Regions from separate parts of the Homo sapiens genome. Here region 2 is linked to region 1. A link is a loop called in an ENCODE intact Hi-C map of the cell type or tissue named here. Cell type or tissue: ovary. All regions are shown on one strand. Links, peaks and the distances in the headings refer to the core of each region. The heading gives the core; the rest is flanking DNA.

The links. A loop is a pair of places that touch in the nucleus more often than their neighbours do. Peaks named below come from ENCODE experiments on the same cell type or tissue, not always from the same donor. Only the 100,000 strongest peaks of a DNase experiment are listed, where the experiment ranks them.
Region 2: a loop joins it to region 1, with 4 times the contacts of the local background. A loop is called at or near these places in 2 of 110 quality-filtered maps.

The regions. Positions count from the first base shown.
Region 1 is chr15:69,485,855-69,496,641 of GRCh38, forward strand. No RefSeq gene overlaps it. Among named protein-coding and RNA genes, the nearest start is that of LINC02896, 28 kb to the left of the region's middle. In ovary, for the core only: no CTCF peak of the experiment used is centred there; a DNase peak (open chromatin) is centred at 4,647.
Region 2 is chr15:69,642,789-69,653,575 of GRCh38, forward strand. All of the region lies in intron 1 of PCAT29 (prostate cancer associated transcript 29), which reads left to right. Among named protein-coding and RNA genes, the nearest start is that of PCAT29, 56 kb to the left of the region's middle. RefSeq lists an enhancer at 3,599-4,177. In ovary, for the core only: no CTCF peak of the experiment used is centred there; a DNase peak (open chromatin) is centred at 5,633.

The DNA.
Region 1 (10,787 bases), core at 983-8,982:
AATTTTATAAGAAATTGCTGAACTGTTTTCCAGAGTGGCTATACCACTTTGCATTTCCACTAGCAGTATATGAGCATTCCAGTTGCTCCACGTCCTCATCAGCACTTGGTACTGTCTGTCCTGATTTCTTCCTCCTCTTGTCTCTATCTGCAGCCATTCCCTGTGACCCCAGGCCTACCAGTGCTTCTTATACTCTTAAGCTCTCCTGCTGTCTCCCATGCCTGCTTCTCAGGCCTGGCTGAGGCCTTAGCACGGGTGGGGACTCTGGGGAGATGCAGAAACTTTCAGGTCACCTTTATTTGAGATCTGACCTGAGATATAAGTTTAAATGTAGCCTTTTAACTCTACAAAGCAGATAACTTGGGACCTTTTCAGAATCTCTTGGCTCCCTGTCTCAGGGCCAAGAATCTTACTTTGCTCATTTTAATGGTTCCTTTCTAATTATTCAGGTCCATGCTCAAATGTCACCTTTTCAGAGAGGCCTTTCATGACCTCTGGGAGCAGAGCCAAGCTTTGTGGAGCCTGATGTTTATGTGATTTTTGAGAGTGGTTTTTAGGAAAAAGAATACACAATTGTGAATACAAAATTTGGTCAGGAAGCATTTATTGTGGGAACAAGAAGGGACCCAAGTGAGCAAGGGGCCCTAAAGCTTAGCTTTATTACCTCGGGGTAAATTCACTTCTGCTGACCTCACTACATGAGTTCCTGCTCCTCCATTCCTCTAGTTTAGCCCTGTTCCTTGGTGTCTTCATTTTTACAGCATGCACAGCTACTGATGTCATATTCTGTTTGCTGTCTGACTGGAGAGCATGCTCTATGAGGGTGAGGGGTCATTGGTTCACTGCTACACCCCTGGCCCCCAGAATAGTACCTGGTACATGGTGAGTGCTGGATAATTATTGATTAAACACATGAATAAATGCCTTTTGAGTACTACTGGTTTTCTATTTGTGGAAGTGAGTTTGAGTTTTTAAAGTGAGTCAAGTTATAGAAAAATATTAAGCTCATGGTGCATGGTGGTGACACACAGAAATGGCCAAGGTCACAGTGAAGGAAGTGTGGGGGCTGTGGATGACAGCCTAGGAAGCTGGCATTTGGTGAGTGCATGCTATGGACTGTACATTTTCTATCCATGGTCATCTTGAAGACTCTCGCAGCAACCTGTGAGGTGAACATCTCTATTCCCATTTTGCAGGAAACAGAGGCTCAGGGAAGTGAAGTCACTCAACCAAGTGTCACACCACCGGCAAGTTTGCACCCAGGTTCTCCCTTTCTCTTGCCCTGGCATGGCCCTTGAAGCTTCTGACTCCATGGTCCCTAAGGGGATGGTAGAAGTCTAAGAGGGTACTCAGAGCTGAACGCTGGGGAAGTTGGGGTTACAGGCATGGAGAAGAGTCATTGCATCATGTTTTCTGATGGGCACCAGAGAGGGAAAAGGAAGGCTCTGCACTCCTTCACCCACCTCCCTAACAACATCCCTGCTCAGGTCAACTTGAACTAGGCCAGCCTGGAATGAAATCATGTTCATTGTTAAACAAAGGCACAAGGGCCTGGCTTCCAAAGAAGGTGAGCTTTGAGCACCTTCCAGGACTTGATTTGATTTAGAGAATAGGGAGAGTACCTGGGAGCCCAGAAACCCTTCCTGCATGAGATACCAGAAGTTCCTGCAGTTATAACACCCTTGAGAACCTGGGTGAACAACTTAACTTGTTTGTGTTAATGTTTTCTCTTGTAGACATGGGCACAAAAACACCCACCTCCCAGGCTGACATGAGGATTAATTAAGGTCATGTACATAAAAGTACTAAATATCTGTGAATTCTCTTTCCTCCCCCACTTTTATTAAAAGTCCTTGAACTGTAGATTTTTGGCTAAAGTTATCCTGGTAGCCCTTGGCTCTCTCTGCTTGGAACACTCACCTTTGCCTCAAGTTCTGCTTCAGGTGTCATTTTCATCCCAGCATCATCATTTTAGTCACAACAGTCTTTTATTTAGCACCTACTATGTGCCAGGCACTGGACACTCATTCTCTCTTCTTCACCCCAGCTCTGAAAACTAAACTTTATGACTCCCATTTTGTTGCTGAAGAGAATGAGGCCTGACAGGTAGTAAGCAGTGCAGCTAAGTTGAGGAGGAAAGCTCTTGCTCCATTTTCTAAGCCACTTGCCTCCTCTCCTGTGTTCCTCTCCACTGCCTACTCCAAGCCCAGAATGCTACATGGCTTGACTTTTACACAATGGAATATTTATTTATTGAACTCCCACTCTGTGTGGGGCAGGGTCCTTCCCAGCCCAGGACCGAGGGAGAGGACAGCCTCACTGTTGCCTTCAGGGAGCTCAGAGAGTAGCAGGGAGACAGATGAGTAGTAAGGAGTTCCGGAGGAATGGGGCAAGTGCAGATTAGCAGGAGGGATGCGGTGCTACGGGGCACCTGCATCTGTCGGGGAGGCAGGGAGTCTAGAATGTGAGCCATCCAAATGGGATTTATCAATACCCTCTCAGTGCTTTGCGTGCATATGTATGTGCATGCAAGTGTAAAGTGATGGTGATAAAGATTAACGAGACATCGTTGCTACCTCAACTTATGGTGGTTGTGCAGTGCCCCCAGCCATCTCCCTCCATCTCGAATCTCAATTTTCACATCTTTAAAATGAAAGTTTTGACACAAGCATAGGTCTACACACTGGAACTTGTTGATGGCAATTTGGCACTTTTAAAATCCATAGGCAAAATGTTTATAATGGAAGTCCTTACTTCTGACACATTAACTTGAGAAGCAGACTTAAAAATATACATATGGTTTCAACTTTTTACTATGGAATTTTAAATATATATATTTTATATATAATATATATATTCTATTATAATATATTCTATATATCTTATATATATTTTATATATATATATTATATATAATATATATAATATATATATAAAATAGAATAAGATCATGAAGCCCTATGTACCCAGAACCTGGCTTCATTAGTTATCCACATTATGCCATTCTTAAAGAATCTTGATTAATTAAATAAATAGATATTTTGCAAAACATTGAATGTAATTCGTGTAATGCCTATTGTTGTTTTTCTCTGATTAAAGAACTAGAAAAGATTTTAAAATATTTACAATGTTTGTTGGAGAAGCTAATATAGACACACATCTGTTATCTGTCTACAGTAACTTTAAAGGTGCATGGTGGAGAATTCAGATTCTTTGGCTAGAGGGAATCTGGCCAGGGAAACACCCCACTAGTCTGTCTCTTGAAGACCTAGCATTCTGTGATTCTCTTATCTGTAGAGAGAAAAAGCCCATTTATAACTTTTCTAGTCTGGTTTTAAATGTGGTGGCAAAGATTCAGGAATGTGTTTGCTTGGAACTCGTAACCCTTGGAGATTCACTTAGAAAACAAGGCCTCGTTGTCTCCTATTCTGACTCCCAGGACACATTTTAATGAAATGCCCTCAAACCCAAATTGGCTTCAGCCTAACTCACAGCAACCGCAGTACTCTGGGGAAAAAACAGAAACCAGGGGGGCAGAAAATGTGGCTTTGAGCCTCAGCTCTGTACCCATTAGCTGTGTGGCCTTGAGAAAGTTGCTTTTCCTTTCTGAGCCTCCATTGCCTCATCTGTAAATGGGTTTTCACCTGGGCCTTCTCTGTGGATTCTTCCAACTCTGGGTGGCTGTGGTCTGTGGCCAAGTGCAAGGAAGGAGTGTTAAACACCATGCAAGCCATGGTAGATGTGTGTACTTGTTCATTTATTCTTCAGGAAATGATATGCTAGAGGGCTTTGATATACTTTAGAAAGGTCAACAGTTTTCTCTGAGTTTATTAGATGCTCTGCACTTAACAAGCATGAGCCAGATGTCAACTGGGGGCACTTAAGATCTATCAGAATGGCTTGAATCCCCATTCCAAAGCCCCCTTCACTCCTGCAAAGATTGCTATGAGTCCCTGAGGGACCCTATGTTCTCGAGGTGCAAATCCAGTAACCCTCTCTCTCTCTTCACTTCACATGGCCCAGAAGTGAAATCAGTCCATTGCTGCTCCACCCCCAAGAGACCCACATACATGAAGATCTGGGAGCATGACAGACTTCCCTTTGGGAGCAAGCCACAGTGAGCGTCGCCCCACACGTAATTTAGAATCATGCAGCAGCCTTCCTTGTTTTAAAATGTTGACCCAGCTCTTTGCCCTCCACACTGCCTAACCTTGCCCTACCTTCCTGGTTTCCTTCTTTCCTCCTTTTGTTTTTGGATGCCCTCTCCTTCTCTCCCTTGGATGTCCAAATACATTTCCTTCTGTTTTGCAGAGCAGTTCAGCATTGCTCCAACCTGCAAATGCACACACTCAAACCTGTCAAGGTGCTCACCAGGCAAAAAGATTTCCACTTAACAGGATCAGCCTTCCACAGAAAGGACTTGTTATCATACAGATTAAAAAAAAAAAAAGAGTTACACAAGAATATAGCCCTAAAACCATTTGGGTAGGGTTCAGGGGTGATGATACTACTTCTGGTTTATTGTCAGAAAGATCTGGCCTTACGCTATGAGAACATCCTGCAGCATTCAACAAGACTCTTTCCTCCCTGGTGGCTGCCCACGCTTGCTCTCCTGGTTCTCTCCTTTCCTCTGCAATGGCGTCTTCTCTGCCTCCTCCTCTTTGGACCTCTGGGCTGCCTGTGTGGGAGTGAAGGAGAACTCGGGAGTTTGGCTTTGAGCATCCGTGCAATCGGCTTCTCCTGGGGGCCAGAGCTGGGCACAGTTCACTCTTCCTGATGCTCTCACACAATGAATCTTTAGGCTCAACTCGTGAGTCTTTAGAGCTGGTTCCAGAGAATGAACTTGATGAGGGATGCAGAGAATGGAAGTCAAGAAGCAGCCACAGAAACTGATACAGTTTGACAAGGCTGGGAAGGGGCAGTGGCACCTGGGAGAGGGAAGCAGCCTCCTACCCATGTCCAGAACTCTCCAGTGTGTGCTAGTTTACGTGAAGAGCTGGAAAGAATGGTCTGTGCTGTTGCACAGGGGTGGACTTTGGCTCTGAGTGGAAAGTGACTTGCCTTGGTTCCCACACCGAAGAAAACCTGGTCTTGTGCCTCGAGATGTGGCTGGAGGATTGCCGGAGAAAACAAAAGAATAAGGGAGTGGGGAGTGGGGTATGGGTGTGTGCAAATTTCTTCACAGAGATTTGTGAGCTGAGCCTTGAAAGATGAATGTGGACACTTGCCAGGCTGATCCACTTTGATAGGCAAATAAGTCTGGGTGGGACGGGGCTGCGAGAGAAAAGCTCACTCCCGTCCAAGAGAGCAAGTCACACAATCAAGGCCTGGAGGCTGAACAGCTGGCATGTCTGGTGAACCACAGACAGTCCTGTGAGGCTGGATTGGAAAGGTTGTTGGGTGAAAGATGAGGCTTTTGTAAGCTCTGCTGAGACATTTGGGCTCTGTCTTGTAGGTCTCAGAGAGTCATGGGAGAGTTCTAAGTAGGCAAGTGACATTGTCAGATGCATGCCTTGGAAAGATGCCTTTGGCTGCTGGGTGACTTCCAGGGGCCAATGTGGAGCTGGGAGCCCAGTTATGCCTCTGTTGCATCATCTAAGCAAAAATTGTGACAGGGCCTTGGCATAAAGGGAATGGAAAGGAGCAAATAGACATCACGGAGGTAGAATTTATAAAGTGTAGTGGATAAATGTGAGAAGTAATATTATATGTCTGGTTCATTTTAACTGCTGCATAATATTCTATTGGGTGAATGAATCGCATTTTAGATTTTCATTCTCCTAGTGATAGTTATTTCCACTTCCTCACTATTACAAACAGGACTTGGATGAACACCTTCGTACTTGCACATGTGAGAAACTGTCCTTAGGGTGGTTATTTATAATTGGTTTTTCTGAGTTGAGAGGTTTGCACATCTTTAAATCTACAGGATATTCTCAAATTCCTCCTTAAAGTGGTTGTACCAATACACCTTCCCATCAAGTAGAGGCACTCCCTTTCCCTGTTTCTTTCAAGTTTGTTATCAGACTTGCAAGATTTTGCCAATCTGATTGGTGTGAAATGGAATCTTTCTATTGTTTCAATTTGTTTCCCTGACTATTGGTGAGATTAAGTCTATTTTAATACATGTCACTATTTTCTTCTGTAAATTGTCTGTTCATATGTTTTGCACAATTCTCTGTTGGATTGTTTGTCTTTTTCTTACTGATTTGTTGAAGTTCTTTATATATTCTAAATACTAATCCTTTGTTGGTAAAATATCTTTTTTCAATCAGTGACTTTTCCATTTCATTTATAAAAGTCTTTGTTAGGCAGAAATTTTAAATTTTAATATATTCTAAAATTTCAAAAATTTCCTATATAGTTTGTAGTTAATGTATTTTGATTAAATGTTTTTTTCTATGCTGAAATATTCTTCTGTATTTCTTCTATTTATTTTTTCTCTAAAAATTTAAAAGTGTTGATTTTTCACATTTGTATCTTTAATCTGCTTGAATTGTGTGTGTGTGTGCCATGTGATGAAAAGGCCTAATTTTACCTTTTTCTTAAGTGGTTAGCCAGTTTTCCCATTACTATTTATAGAATAATTCATTTCTTCATTCATTACTTACAGAAAAATTCATTATACTCATTTGTAATTCCATACCTGTTATATATTGCCTATGTTTATAGGTTTATTTCTGGGCTCTATGTTTTATTCCATGGTGTATTTGCCTATTCTTAGAGCAACATCACACTGTTTTAACTGCAATAGCTTTATAATAATTTGTTTTATCTGGCAAGATAAGTCTCTCAATTTTGGTTCTTTTATTTCAAAGTTGCCTTGGCTGTTCTTAGCCCTCTTTACTTCCGTATTAATTTTAAGATCATTTAATCAAGTCCTGTGAAAAAAATCCTTTGGGATTTAAGTGGGAATTACATTAAATTTGTAGCCATAATTTGGCAGAAATTGCTGTTTTTAAGATATGGAGTCTTTCCATCTGTAGACATGGTATACCACTCTATTATTTAAGTCTTCTTCAATACCCTTCAATATAGTTTTACATTTTTCTTGCTATACTATAAATCTCTTGAGAGTTTTTTGTTAGATTTAATTCTAGAAAACATGATTTCTCATTTTAAAGAAAATATGTCTAATGTTTTACCACTGAGTACAATATTTTCTGCATATTTTTCAAAGATGTCTTTAATCAGGTTAAGGAAGGTCCCGCTTTCCCAAATTCTCTATGAGAATTCTCTTTTTTCTTTTTTTGGCTTTTGTTTTTAACATGAAGCTTTGAATTAAAATATAGATGTAAATTTTATCAAAATGTTTGTATAGTTTTTTTATTTGTTAATTTGATAAATTATGTTAGTCATTTTTCTGAAGTTAAACTCTCCTTGCTTTCTGAGGTGTTACTTGGATAGACAGATAACAGGTAGAGAGATAGCTAGACAGGTGATAGGTAGATACATAGCTAGATAGGTGATAGGTAGATAGATAGCTAGATATGTGATAGAGAGGTAGATAGATAGATGATAGATAGATAAATAGAATCATGAATATATTACCATGTTCAATCTGCAGGCCTCTGTCTCAGAGAGAGGGGAGTTGTAAGGGAAAGGGCACAGTTTTAAAAGACAGGTGCATTTCTAAGGGGGCTGGTGCTCTCTAAACTCAATGGATGTCTAGCGCTGGCTTTCTCTGCTTGGCATTTCAGGGATTTCTCTGAGTCCTGCCCACCCCATGGGGAACTTCAGCTGCAATGCCTCTGGCATGGTGATGTCATGACTCCAGCTAGCCATCTGGCCTTCTCTGCCAGACCCTCTCTGTTTGCTCCCATTCCTCAGAGGGCAGATTCCTTATCCTCTTCCCTCTTGCCCTTTGATAAGCTCATTTGTCCTTTTCCACTGTCAATAAGACAGCACTTTCTCTCTCCTGTCCACTCTCCTGTGAGGCAGGTCCGATCACTGTGATTTACCTTTAGATTTTTCAGGTATGCCATAAAGACTCCCCAGTTCTGAGGAGTCATAAAGCTCCATAAGTGGGCCTCTTCAAGCCCCTCTCACTTGGTTTGAGCACCTACCTATACTCCCATCTTCAAAGGTATCTTTCCTTCTTCCAGGCCTCTCCAATTTGTGTCCTTTCAGCAGCTGGGCCTGGGGATGGTCAGTGCTGGCAGAACTAGTTTTCAAAGCCTTAGCTTGTCCAGTGGAGGCAAGGTGGTTTGGCATCTTGTTTAGGAATGGGAAACATTTGGTAGCTTGTTCTTGGTCTCTAGAGTCTCAGCTAAAGCTAAGGTGGAGATAGTCCCATTTTAATATCCTGTTACACATTTTTCTAGACCATTACTTATTTTGTCTGTTTTCTAATTTATTGGCATACAGTTGTGCATAGTATTCTCCTGGGAGTTAAAAAATATCTACCGTAACTGCAGTTATATTGTCTTTATCATTCTGAATAGATGTGCCTTTTTTTTTTTTTTTTTTTTTTGAGGTGGAGTCTCACTCTGTTGCCCAGGCTGGAGTGCAGTGGCATGATCTCGGCTCACCACAACCTCCGCCTCCCGGGTTCAAGCGATTCTCCTGCCTCAGCCTCCCGAGTAGCTGGGATTACAGGTGTGGGCCACCATGCCCGGCTAATGTTTGTATTTTTAATAGAGATGGGGCTTCACTACGTTGGCCAGGCTGGTCTCGAACTCCTGACCTCATGATCTGCCCGCCTTGGCCTCCCAAAATGCTGGGATTACGGGCGTAAGCCACCATGCCCAGCCATATGGGCCTTTTCTATTTCTTTTTTGATCAAACTTGCCAGGGATTTGATTGTTAGTGTTTTCAGAGAACATTAAAAATTCTCTTTTGTTTCTTTGTATTCTAATTAATTAAATTTTCTTTCTTCTTTTTTACTCTCTGTCAAATAAATCATACATACAAAAGAGTGCATGAAAAGTATGTGTGTGCATGACAAATAATAATAAAATGGACAAGCATGTATCCATGGCTGAGTTTAAGAAATTGAGAGCCAGGATGTTGGAAGCCTCAAATGCATTACCCGTCTCACCCCAGTGCAGCCACTGTCCTGTCTGTTGTGTTAGCCATACCTTTTCTTTTTAGAAACATGTTTCACTTGTGTATGTATTGCTAAACAATAGTCCATTTTAGCATTTTTTAAAAAGAGTCCCAGGTGACCAAAGTGCAATTAATCAAAATCCTTACTTCATGGCATAATCTCATATTTGACCTACAAATGGACCCCCTTCTCTCTCCTCCCTTCCCTTCTTTCTTCTATCCATTTTTGTTCCCTTTCATATTTCTTCTTTTAATGTGATAAATACCTGTGAAGCTGGCATCTAACAAAAGCCAGTCCCTTCATAATAGCACATATTAAACTATAAGATGACTTTCTCAATTTGCGTAACTATCATCCTGAATTCTATGATATATTTTCTCAAAAAGCTTTTTTTTTTTTTTTTCCCCGAGGCAGAGTTGTTCTGTCACCCAGGCTGGAGTGCAGTGGTGTGATCTTAGCTCACTGCAACCTCCGCCTCCCAGGTTCAAGTGATTCTCCTGTCTCAGCCTCCCGAGTAGCTGGGATTAAAGGCACGCACCACCACACCCAGGTAATTTTTGTATTTTTAGTAGAGATGGGGTTTCACCATATTGGGCAGGCTGGTCTCGAACTCCTGACCTCAGGTGATCCACCTGCCTCGGCCTCCCAACGTGCTGGGATTACAAGTGTGAGCCACTGGATCCAGCCACAAAAAGCGTTTTTTCAATTTTAGTTTTTTAAACTTTATTAAGAAGATATGCTCTATGTCATCTTTGGAAATTTCTTTTTTCTTAATATTATCAAAGATATATCCACATTGTCAAGTTTACTATAATTAACTTTTTATTGTAGTAAAATATGCATAACATAAAATTTGCCATTCTGACCATTTTTAAGTGTATAATTATGTGTCATTAAGTACATTCACATTCTTGTGCTACCATCACCACCATCCATTTCAGAACTTATTTCATCTTCTCAAACAGAAACTCCAATCAATGTGTTTTGACTGTCGTACATAGTGAGAACACACCAGTTTATTTATTCTCCTGCTGATGAACAATAATTGGTGTTTCCAGGGTTTCGCTATTGTGAACTGTGCTGCTGTGATTATTCTGGTAATGTCTACTGCTGAACATGTGTTCATTGTTGAGTTTTAGGTATCTAAATGTTCAGCTGTAGGAGATAAAGTCACACGGTTTAAACAAAGTGGTTGTACCAATTGACACTCCCACCTGCACTGTGAAAGAGACACCATGAATCCACATCGTCACCAACACTTGGCTTCAACTGCTTGAAATTCTGCCAAATGCATGTAGAATGGCATCTCTTAGTGGCCTTGACTTGCATTTCTCTGATTCCTAGGGATGTTAAACATCTTTTCATATGTTTATTGGCTTTGTATGTTTTTTCTTCTGCAACTTACTTTTTAATGTCTTTGTCCATTTTTTTCTCTTGCATTGTTTGTGCTTTTCCTAACAAGTTGTGAGTTATTTCTGTGTTGCTCATTCTAATCTTTTGGCATTTTTATGTATCACAAATAGATTTCTCCAGTCTGTAACTTGTATTTTTTATTTTTCAAAGCGTATTTTGATAAATAAAAGTTCTTAACTTTAACATAATTCTCAATCTTTTTAAATAATGTATTTAGATGTCTTGTTTAAGAAATATTTTTCTCATCAATGTTGAAAATATTTATTTATTTATATTTTCCCTTCCCTTCCCTTTCCTTCCTTCCTTCCTTCCTTCCTTCTTTCCT
Region 2 (10,787 bases), core at 1,131-9,130, 160 kb after region 1:
AGCCGCAGTTAATGCTTTGACACAACAGTTCTGTGTGCAAGCCTAGTTTTTTAGATGTTTTGAATGTTAGCCAGGTAGCCATCTCCACTTTTTTTTTTTTTTTTTTTTTTTGAGGTGGAGTCTTGCTTTGTAGCCCAGGCAGGAGTGCAGTCGTGCAATCTTGGCTCACTGCAACCTCTGCCGTTTGGGTTCAAGCGATTCTCCTGCCTCAGCCTCCCAAATATCTAGGATTACAGGCATACGCCACCACGCCTAGCTAATTTTTGTATTTTTAGTAGAGATGGGGTTTTGCCATGTTGGCCAGGCTGGTCTCGAACTCCTGACCTCAGGTGATCCGCTGTCTCGGCCTCCCAAAGTGTTGGGATTACAGGTGTGAGCCATTGCGCCCAGCCAACACTTTTATCGTTACATAATGTCTCTTTCTGTCTCTGGTGATTTTATTTACTCCAAAGTCTACTTTATCTGATTATTGACATAGCCACTCTTGCTTTCTTTTGAATATATATATATATCATTTGTTAAAAAAACTGTCAACTTGCTTTTGTCATTGTATTAGTTTGTTCTCCCACTGCTATAAAGAAATACCTGAGACTGGGTAATTTATAAAGAAAAGAGGTTTAATTGACTCATGGTTCCACAGGCTCACAGGAAGCGTGGCAGCATCTGCTTCTGGGGAGGCCTCAGGGAGCTTTTACTCATAGCGGAAGGCAAAGTGGGAGCAGGCGTCTTACATGGCAGGAACAGGACCAAGGTGGGGTAAGGGAGGTGCTACACACTTGTAAACAACCAGATCTTGTGAGAGCTCTGTCATGAGAACAGCACCAAAGGGATGGTGCTAAACCATTCACGAAGAATCCAGCCCCATGATCCAACCACTTCCCACCAGGCCCCACCTCCAATAACGGGGATTAAAATAGAACATGGAATTTGGGTGGGGACCCAGATCTGAACTATATCAGTCATTATATTTGAAGTGAGTGTGTTGTAGCAGTATTTAGTTGGGTCATACTTGTAATCTATTCCGCCAGTCTCTATCTTCTACTTGGTGTATTTAAACTATTTACATTTAATTTGACTATTGATATGTCAGAGTTTAAGCTGATATTTTATTTTTTGTTTCTTGTTTGTTTTCTGCTTCTGTTTGTTATTTTGCCTTCCTATGAGTTACTTGAACATTTTTGAGGATTTTATTTTGATTTTTCTACAGTGTTCTTAAGTATATCTATTTGTATAGGATTTTAGTGGTTGTTCTAGGTATTATATTATATATTCATAACTTTTTACATTCTACTGGTATGATCAGCTTACCATCCAGATGAAGTGTGGAAAACGTCATATCCTTTATATCTCTTATCCATTCAAAACCACATTAGACAGTGTTGTACCTGTTGCTTCAACCATCAAACATAAATTATAAAACTAAATAACAAAAGGAAAGTCTATTGTTTTTACTCATATTTGTGCTTAATATGTTCTTTATTTCATCATGATATTCCAGGGTTTCTTCTTCAATAGTTTTCTTTCTGTTCAGAGAAATTTCTTTAGTTATTCTTTTAGGGTAGGTGTGTTGTAAACAAATTCTCTCAGTTTTCCTTTATCTGTGAATATCTTGATTTCTGTGAATATCCTGCATTTTCGAAGGACAGTTTTGCTGAGTGTAGGATTCTGGATTGACACTTCTTTTCCCTGAGCACTTGAAAAATATTGTGCTGTTTCTTCTGGCTTTTATGGTTTCTGATGAGAGATCCACTGTCATTTAGTTTTTCTTCTTTAGGTAAGGTGTCATTTTTCTCTGGCTACTTTCAAGATTTTTTCCTTGTCTTTAGTTTCCAGAAGTCTTGTTGTAGATTTCATTGGCTTTATCCTGTTTGAGGTTTGCTAAAATTTAGGAAATTTTCAGCCATTATTTCTTGTAGTACTTTGTCAGTCCTGCTCTCATTTCTCCTTCTGGGACTCTGATGACAGGAAATCAAATATATTTTGCTATAGTCTCACAGGTCTCTGAAAATGTGTGTGTGTGTGTGTGTGTGTGTGTGTATGTGTGTATTTTCTCTTTGATTTTCAGATTGGGTAATTTCAATTATTCTGTCTTCCAGTTCACAGATTCCTTCCTCTCTTCCCTCCATTCTGCTGTTGAGCCCAATCACTGAGTTTTTAATTTTGGTTAGTGTATTTTTAAATTCTAACATTTCTATTTGTTTCATGTTTATATCTTTTATTTATTGACTGAGGCTTTCTATTTTGTCATTTGTTTCAAGCATGTTCATAATTGCTATTGAAGCATTTTTTATGATGACTGCTTTAAATTCTTTGTGAGATAACTTTCAATCTGTCATTTCAGTGTTGAAATCTATTGTCTTTTTTCATTCAGTTTGAGATCTTCCTTCTTGGTATGATGAGTGATTTTAAAATTTATATCTGGATATTTTTCATTATATTATGAGACTCTGAGTCTTGTCTTAAACTATCTGGTTTAGCCGGCTTTTTTTTTTTTTTTTTTTTTTGACATTGCTTTAGCTGGGTGGGGATTGAACAGTGGGGAGACTACTGCTTTGTCCCTGCAAGGTGGAGGTAGGAGTCCAGGTTCTCCACACAGTCCTCATTGATATGTGAGAAGGGATCTCTCATTACTGCTGGGTAGGGATGGCAGCTCCAGCAGCCTCCACTGATAATGAGGTGTGGGTGACCTTGTTACTGCTGAGCAATGGTAAAAGTCCTGACTCTCCACTAGGCCTCCCCTAATACCACCTCAGTGGGATGGAATGCCTCCTTCCTGCCAAGTAGGATAGAATTTAGGCTCCCCACTTTACCTTTGCTGGCATGGGAGATGGTGGGGCCATGATGTTTTTCTAGAGTGAAGCAGTTATCACTTGAATGTTTTCTGTCTCACTAGGCTGCCCCTTTACTTGTCCTTTGGCTAGAGAGAGTAGACTTTATTTGGAACTTTTCTTATCTGCACCAGTTGCAGTTTCTAGGTTGTTGGCTTCTTTAGCTCTAAGTCTGGGATGTGCCATGCACAAAGAAAATCCAAGGAACTCATCATTGTGCAGTTCCTTGAGTCTTAAGGTCCCTAGCCTATCTGCTTTCTATCTACCTTAGGTTTATTTTGTATATAATATCGAGGACTTTTAGTTGTACATAGCAGCAGGAATAGGGAAAAGTACATCTACTCCATCTTGCTGGAAGCAGAAGTAGATCTGGCCTTTACTTTTAATCTGCTGAGCCGTTCAACAAATCTTGTAAGTGGAAGCCCAAAATTTTAGGTAGAAAAATGTTGTTCCAGTTGAAGTGGTAGTGTGGACTACAGCCCTGACCACTAGTCTTCTATTCCCAGTAGCCCTTTGAAGTACTTCCCAGAAGTCCTGGGGTTCCACGGAGAATGCAGGTTGCAAACGCAGAGCATTAAATGACCTTTTCTTTTCCTATAATGGGGGACACAGCCACGAAAAGACAGTGAATGAGGACTTGGGCATAGGGGTAAATTTGGGCCAGCAGGAAGTGCCCAGCTACTTCCCAAGTGGACCTCTTTTGCCCACAGGAGTCATCTGCTCTTTTATTTATTTATTTAGAGACAGAGTCTCACTCTGTCACTCAGGCTGGAGTGCAGTGGTGTGATCTGGGTTCACTGCAACCTCTGCCTCCCGGGTTCAAGCGATTCTCCTGCCTTAGCCTCCCAAGTAGCTGGGATTACAGGCGTGTGCCACTATGCCCGGCTAATTTTTGTATTTTTAGTAGAGACGGGGTTTTGCCATGTTGGCCAGACTGGTCTTGAACTCCTGACTTCAAGTGATCCACCCGCCTCGGCCTCCCAAAGTGCTGGGATTACAGGCGTGAGCCACCGCGCGCCCGGCCTCATCTGCTCTTTAGCATGCCCTAAATTGGCTTCCTTCTCTTCCCTTTCTCACGTCCACGCTCCCTGACTGGCGCGTCCCGCGATTACCTCTCACACGAACTACTTTCCCTCAAATCCTTGTCTCAGGGTCTACTTCTGGGGGGAGCCAAACTTAGAAGCATACAGATTTAATCAATGTAATCAGTGCTGTGTGTGAGAATGATGGTGGTGAGCTGACTTGGAAATGACAAATAAGACCAATCTGTCTCCATGGCACCATCCTCTGAGTGCATTTCTTGTCATCATTTCAGACCCAACTGTGTTGCTACCGGCGCCAGCAGTGCTCTGGGACCCAGGCCTGCTGTGCAGAGCAGTGTCCTCCCACCCCCACAGCCTGCCTCTGAGATCACGCTGGCTAGAACAGACAGTGGAATTTCGGTTCCGGGATATTTGCCAAGGGGGCTTTCGTGTTTTTGTTGTTTTTGTTTTGGTTTACTCTGAAAGTACCTGTTCTCAAAGCCGTGATTGAAGAAAAGTTTTCCAGTGCTGTGGGCTGCTTTTCTGTCTTGGATCTTGACCCCTGGCTCCCTGCTGAGGTTTTTCTTTGCTGTTGGTGGGCTCACAGGGACACCCTGCAACCAGGAATCCCCACTGCCCTGCTCTGAGGCTGAAGCAGGAAAATGAGGGACCCCAGCCTTCCCTGGTCCTGGAGATTGTCCGACCACACTCTGCAGAGCTCCTCCCCAGGTCAGCTTGTTGATTCAGCCTTTGCTCTTTTGTCCTGTAGGTGAGGAGCAGGCAGATTCCTTAGTCTTCTGAGATTTCCTCTCTGCTCTTAATCCCAAAGAGTGGCTCTTGTGGTGGAATCTCAGGCTTTGGGAGAAGCTGTCCCACAAGAGGTGACTTCAGAGAATCTTGATGTCTGATCAATAAAAAGACAAACAGACTTCGTTAGGGAGAGGTTTAGGAAGGAACTGTTGCAATAGAGAAAGTGTTCTGACTATGAGATCTGCAGGCATCACAGGTAAGATAGAAAGAGGATTTTCTTGTATAAAAAGGGAGTAAACCAGGCTAGAAAGAACAGGCATGGGGAAGGGAGATGAGAGGGGGTGACCCTGGGACAGTAGATGGGAGAATGTTTTACCCTGAGGCCAGCCTGTCTCTGGAAGAGCATTAGGATAGATGGCCCGCTGGCTCATGCTGAGGGTAGGTTAAAATTCAGGGGCCTAGGTGAAGGAGAGAAACTTAACCCAGGTTTTGTTAACATGCCTTTTGTTCCAATTAATTAGTGGGAGCAAAATACTTAATGATTTATGAGACAAAGAAGGGGAATTTAAAGGGTCTGAGTCTGGTCTTATCATGGGTAAGCAAGGGGGCATCTAAGAGTCCTATCCAAGTCATATAGAAAGGATGCTTCATTGCAGTAAGCCTTTTCCTGGAACACAAAGGGGTGGAAGGATTTCTTTAACCATCATTATTTTCCAGAATCACAGAGCTCAGATAAAATTCAACATTGTCAGTCCCATCCTGGGACTTGAGTTGCACCCTGCAGGAAATAGACTAGATCCAGCATTTCTCCATGAGGACGAGATCCCCGTGGGAGCTGCTCTCACCTGGAGAGAAGCTTCCTCCCTGCTCTAGTGGGCATGGGCCAGGGCTCCGGGGGCTTTCCAGGCAGCGTTCTTGGGCGCTGCTCATAGCTCAGAGCTGGGCTTCCCTCCTCCCACCCTCCTACCCTCCCAGCTCCCGGCCGCCCCCTTCTCCGCCTGCCACACAGCTGTTTTGCCAACATCATTGCCTGATTATCTTTCAAGTGGCTTCTCGGAGCAGATGTTCCCGGCTCCTTCCTGCCTCGAAAACAAACAGGCGCCGTCTCTCCTGGGGAAAATCCCTCTGCTGCCACAGACTCTTCTTGAGAGGTTCGGCGATGTCTGTGAAATCTCTCTGGGCTGCTCTTTGCCAGGAATTTGGCTCTGGATGGATGGCAGGGGCTCCTCAGGTCTTTCAAGGTGTGTGTGGCCCCTCGAGGGGCACTGGGAGTGGGGAAGCACACTTTTAACAGAATCAGATTCCAGTCTGGGCGAAGCAAGGGTGGTATTTCCTTCTGTTACTATGTCTCGATCTTATTTAACCTTTTGAAAAACATCAACATCCATCAACTTTGATTCTGAAAGACCCTCTTGGGGGTTGTCCTTAGTTCGAAATCCCTGTTTGTTTCTGATAGCCCCACCAACAAGAAGATGTTGTCAGGCTTGCTTTTTGAGGTTTGTATTATGAAAGCAATAGGTTTTTGGTTTCCCTTTCATGAATATGAAAGTCTAGTATAAAGTTGAATGTGTATTTTAAAATGTGCTCATCTCATCTCCTTACCCACAGTGAGAATCAAGGCTCTTCGTGGCCCCCAGGCAGCTGCTTACAGGGTAGGCAGGATAATCTGGGCCACAGTTGAAAGGCCCTCTTGCCTCTCCAACCTGCTGTGTGCAAAAAATTGCACCCTCAGCAATTCCCTTTTTGGAGGGAAGGCTTGAATGCACAGGTAATACACATTGGCCACAGCCTCCAAGCTGCTCTGGCAGAGAAGGAGAGAGGCACAGGCTGGGGCTTGCCTGGGGAGGAAGATGGGGCATTGGGAAGACCGCAGCAGTGAGATCTCTCTGGAGGAGAGGGTCACCTGAGGATGCTGAGCTGGGAGGTAGGAAGGCAGGAAAAGGAAGCCCTCCTGGTGTGTGCAGAGGAATGCGGATTGCCAGCATTCTTGCTCGCCTTGGCCCGCCCAAGAACTCTGGGAGCTGGTAGCAGACAGAATAAAATCATATGTGAAATACGTTTGAGGGTCTGTTCCCAAGTTTTCCACTGATTTGGGATGACGTCCTTGCTTCTGTCCATTCTGAAATCCCCAACTCCTCCCCGACTTTGTCGCTAGAGTATCCTCCTCTGCCGCACTCAGTCCTGCCTTACTCCTCCCCAGCATTCCCCTGGAAGCGTGCACATGGCTGCATCTCATGGCTCCTGCGCTCATCATGCTTAGCAGACAGACTGTTGATCACCTGGTCCTGATTTGCCCCTACTGTGTTGGCCTCTGAGGTACCACCCTCTCCTGATTTCCATCTTACTTCTCTGCCTATTTCCTCTCTTTCTCCTTTGCTGTTTTTTCCTCACTGATCTGCAAATGTGCAGATTTCTGTGATAGGGCCCCTGCCCTCCTCTAATCTTTTCTTAGACCAGTGTTCTACGCATGTGAGATAGCATCCAGACACTCTGGGGTGATTGTCAAACATATAGACTCCTTAGCCCCATCTCTAGACATCTCTTTTGGGGAGCCTGGGGGCCCAGAAATTTGCATGTTCAACAAGCACCCCAAAGAGTCCAAGAAAGTTCTGCACTGCACTGCACTGCACTGCCGCATGATTAAGCCCATCCAGTCCCAAGGCATTGCCGAGTATTTACCTGCTGACAACTCCCCATTTCACATCTCCAGCTCCAGGCTTGTATCTCCAAATCTACTTTATGTCTCCATTTGGATACCACCCAAGCAACTGAACCTGAGCATCTCCAGAAGGAAACTTGATTTTCCTCCCCAAACCATTTTTCCTTAGTCCCATCCCTGGAAACGAAAGCACCAACCTCCAGCAGATCCTCCAGACCTCCCATTCTGCCAGTCCTACGTCCAAAACGTTAACAAATCCTGCCAGCCGTGTTCACCTTCAGAACACTTTTCTACCTGGCTGCATTTCCTTCCTCTGGTACCACTGCCTCTCTACTCCAAGCCACCTTTATCACTGCCCGGATGTCTGCAGTGGATGCCTAAATGGTCTCCTGCCCTAACTCATTCTTCTGCACCAGCTAAGGAGGAAGTATGAAACACACAGCAGCCCCTGTTGCTCCCTTTAGTGGCTTCTCATCGCACTTAGAATGAACTCCCTAGGCCCTATGCCGTCTAGCTGCTGCCCACCTCTCCCCCTCCTCTGTTGTCACTCTGTGCCTTGCTTCATGTTGAACTTCTTTCTGTTCCCTGAATGGGCCAAACACTTTCCTGCCTTAGGGCTTCTGTACATGCTGATCCTTCTGCCCAGAATGCTCTTCCCTGGTTCTTCAAGTGTTTTTGTTTATTTTTATTTATTTATTTTTATTTTATTTTATTTATTTATTTATTTATTTTTTGAGACGGAGTCTCGCTGTGTCGCCCAGGCTGGAGTGCAGTGACGCGATCTCGGCTCACTGCAAGCTCCGCCTCCTGGGTTCACACCATTCTCCTGCCTCAGTCTCCCGAGGACCTGGGACTACAGGTGCCCACCACCACACCCGGCTAATTTTTTGTATTTTTAGTAGAGACGGGGTTTCACCATGTTAGCCAGGATGGTCTCGATCTCCTGACCTTGTGATCCTCCCGCCTCGGCCTCCCAAAGTGCCTTCAAGTGTCTTTGGCTCCTCCCTATCCTTTAGGTTGGAGTTTCCTGACTTCCTTGTTATCATATTATTTCTTTCATCCTATTATTTGTGATCATGGCAATCTGTTTATTCTTCCACAGACACTCATAGTTTTTAACTATACATGTGTTAATAATTACTTATGTCTTTTTGGTTCCTTTTACAAGACAGTGTGTTCTACGAGGGCAGGGACTATTCTGTTTTCCTTACCTAGTGCAGAGTAGCACCTGACAAACATTTGTTGAATGAATGAAGTGAATTTCATTTCATCCAGTTATGTACCATTTGGCTCCAGCCCTGTTATCCTATTGCACTCTATTCTGTTCAGACCTGTTTGCAACTATTCTGCCCTGTGCTGGTCTGCTGAATCCTATTCTATTCTGCTGCATCCTGTTCTAGTCTATTCTGTCCTGTTCCATTCTGTTCTGACCTGGTCTAGTCTACTCTGTCCTGTTTTATTCTGTCCCATCTTGTTCTATTCTATTCCAGCCTGTTCCAGTCTGGTTCTACTCGCTTCGTCTGTTCCATCCTCTCCTATTCTGTTCCATTCTAGTTTGCTTTTTTCGTCCTACTTCTTTCTATCTGTACCATACTATTCTTCTTGCTTCTATTCCATCACATCCTGCCCCAGTCCACACTGTTTGCTCGATTCTCATTGACTTCATCTCATTTAGTCTCACTCCAGCACATTTCACCCCGGTACTTTCCTCAAGCTTTTTGGAATACCTGCTTTGTGCTCAGTCTTCTTCAAGGGAGCCATGCGATTATGAGAGAAAGAAACATCATCCTGGGCCTGAGATGACCCCTCTAAAGGGTGAGTGAATGGGGAGAGAGGAGAGATTGACATCGGGGTCTTCACTGACCTATGATGGGGCGTGCTTGGTTAGGAAGAGAAGGCAATGGCATGAGAGGAAGCAGGGAATGGGCCCTGGAGTGTGGGTGATGCTCTGAGGACTTTAGCATGGGAAACTTAAGCAGGAGCCTGGGGCTGGGGCAGGCAGAGAGTACAAAGTAATGGGAGATCAAGGTGCAAAGGTAGGTTTTTCTCTTTCTGTGGTTGACTGGTGCTTTGATGTTTTCAAAGAAGGACACTTGCATGGTTTGGAAATGACTGTTGGGACACCATCCAGCCTGCTGCCATCAGGACATCAGAAGAGGCAGTGTTGTCCAGTGGAATGGGAATCCCTGGGGAGGCTGCTTAGCCTTTCTAAGCCTCAGTTCCCACATCCGTAAAATGGTCATAATAACACCTACCTTGAGTTTTGTGAAGATAAATAGCTTAGACTCCTGTGCAGAGGGTTGGCAAGCACTCAGTCCAGCACCTGACCTATTGTAGGTGTCCACGCAATGTTCACCCTCTCCTACCTTGCCACTGATCACTCTAGTCCACCCTGATGTTACTAGGTTAGCTCTGAAATCAGTTCTCCCCATTGTGAAATGGAGACAGTGTGAAGCAAGCAGGAAGTATTAGAGAGGCTCTGTAGAATTGTGGTTTTGAGCTTGAAGGGTCTGGATGCATGACAAATGTTTGTTGATTGAATGATTGATTATAGCTCCCTACATCCACCATAATACTTAGCATGGAGGTGGGAGCACATAGGAGGTACCTAATAAATAACCATGGACTTGTAACAAATATAAAAAGAACCTGAAAGAGTAGAAGGTGGGTGACACCCTTTCCAAAGCAGACCAGACAGGTAGATGCTGGGACTGAGCTGATGAAATTTGCACCAAACCTCCAAATATATTCAGAATCAGGGAATTAGGAGACAACGGAGGAGGCTGCCAAAAAGAATTTATCTCTGAAGTGGAGCTTGGGGAATAGCACTAATATTTTCGGAAATTGAAACTCCAACCATGAAATTGCCTATCATTTATCATACATGGTCTCTCAAAGGGGAAACGGGAAAGCATTTAGTCTTATTGCTTTTTAAACACATGATTGCTGAGCATAGCCATCCAGGCTGAGGTTTTAAGAGACAATGTGTCTGAAAGAGTCTGGCCAGCAAGTCACTCCAACCTAATGCAAGGCTGCTCTCTGCAGACTCTCCTATGCCAAGCACCCTGAGCCACGCGTGGTGAGGGTGCAACCCAGGCCAGGCTTGGGTGACTGGGTGTGGTGCCAATTCTAGCTTTCATAGAAAACTCTAAGTCTGAATTTTCCCCCAGCTCCTTCTTGATGCCCAATAGCTATCTCATTATTAAAGTCATTTGCACTTTTAGTTCCAAACTTCTTTGGAAAGGGTCCCACTGATGACTTCCACTTCCACCTCTATATTGATGCTTATCAAATTTCTCTTTCCTAGACCTACTGGGGATTTCAGGCCTCTATGTGAAACCACCACCCAGGTCTCTTCAACTGAAATGCCCATAGGTTCATCAAATGCAGCATGTTTGAACTGTAGACAACATTCTCCCAAGCTTCCTGGCTTGGCAAAAGGCATCCCTGCTGCCCTGAGAGCTGGAACAGACTCTGAGACACAGAATGACAATCGCCCATGTGTGTCAGCAGTTTGAAGGTGGCATT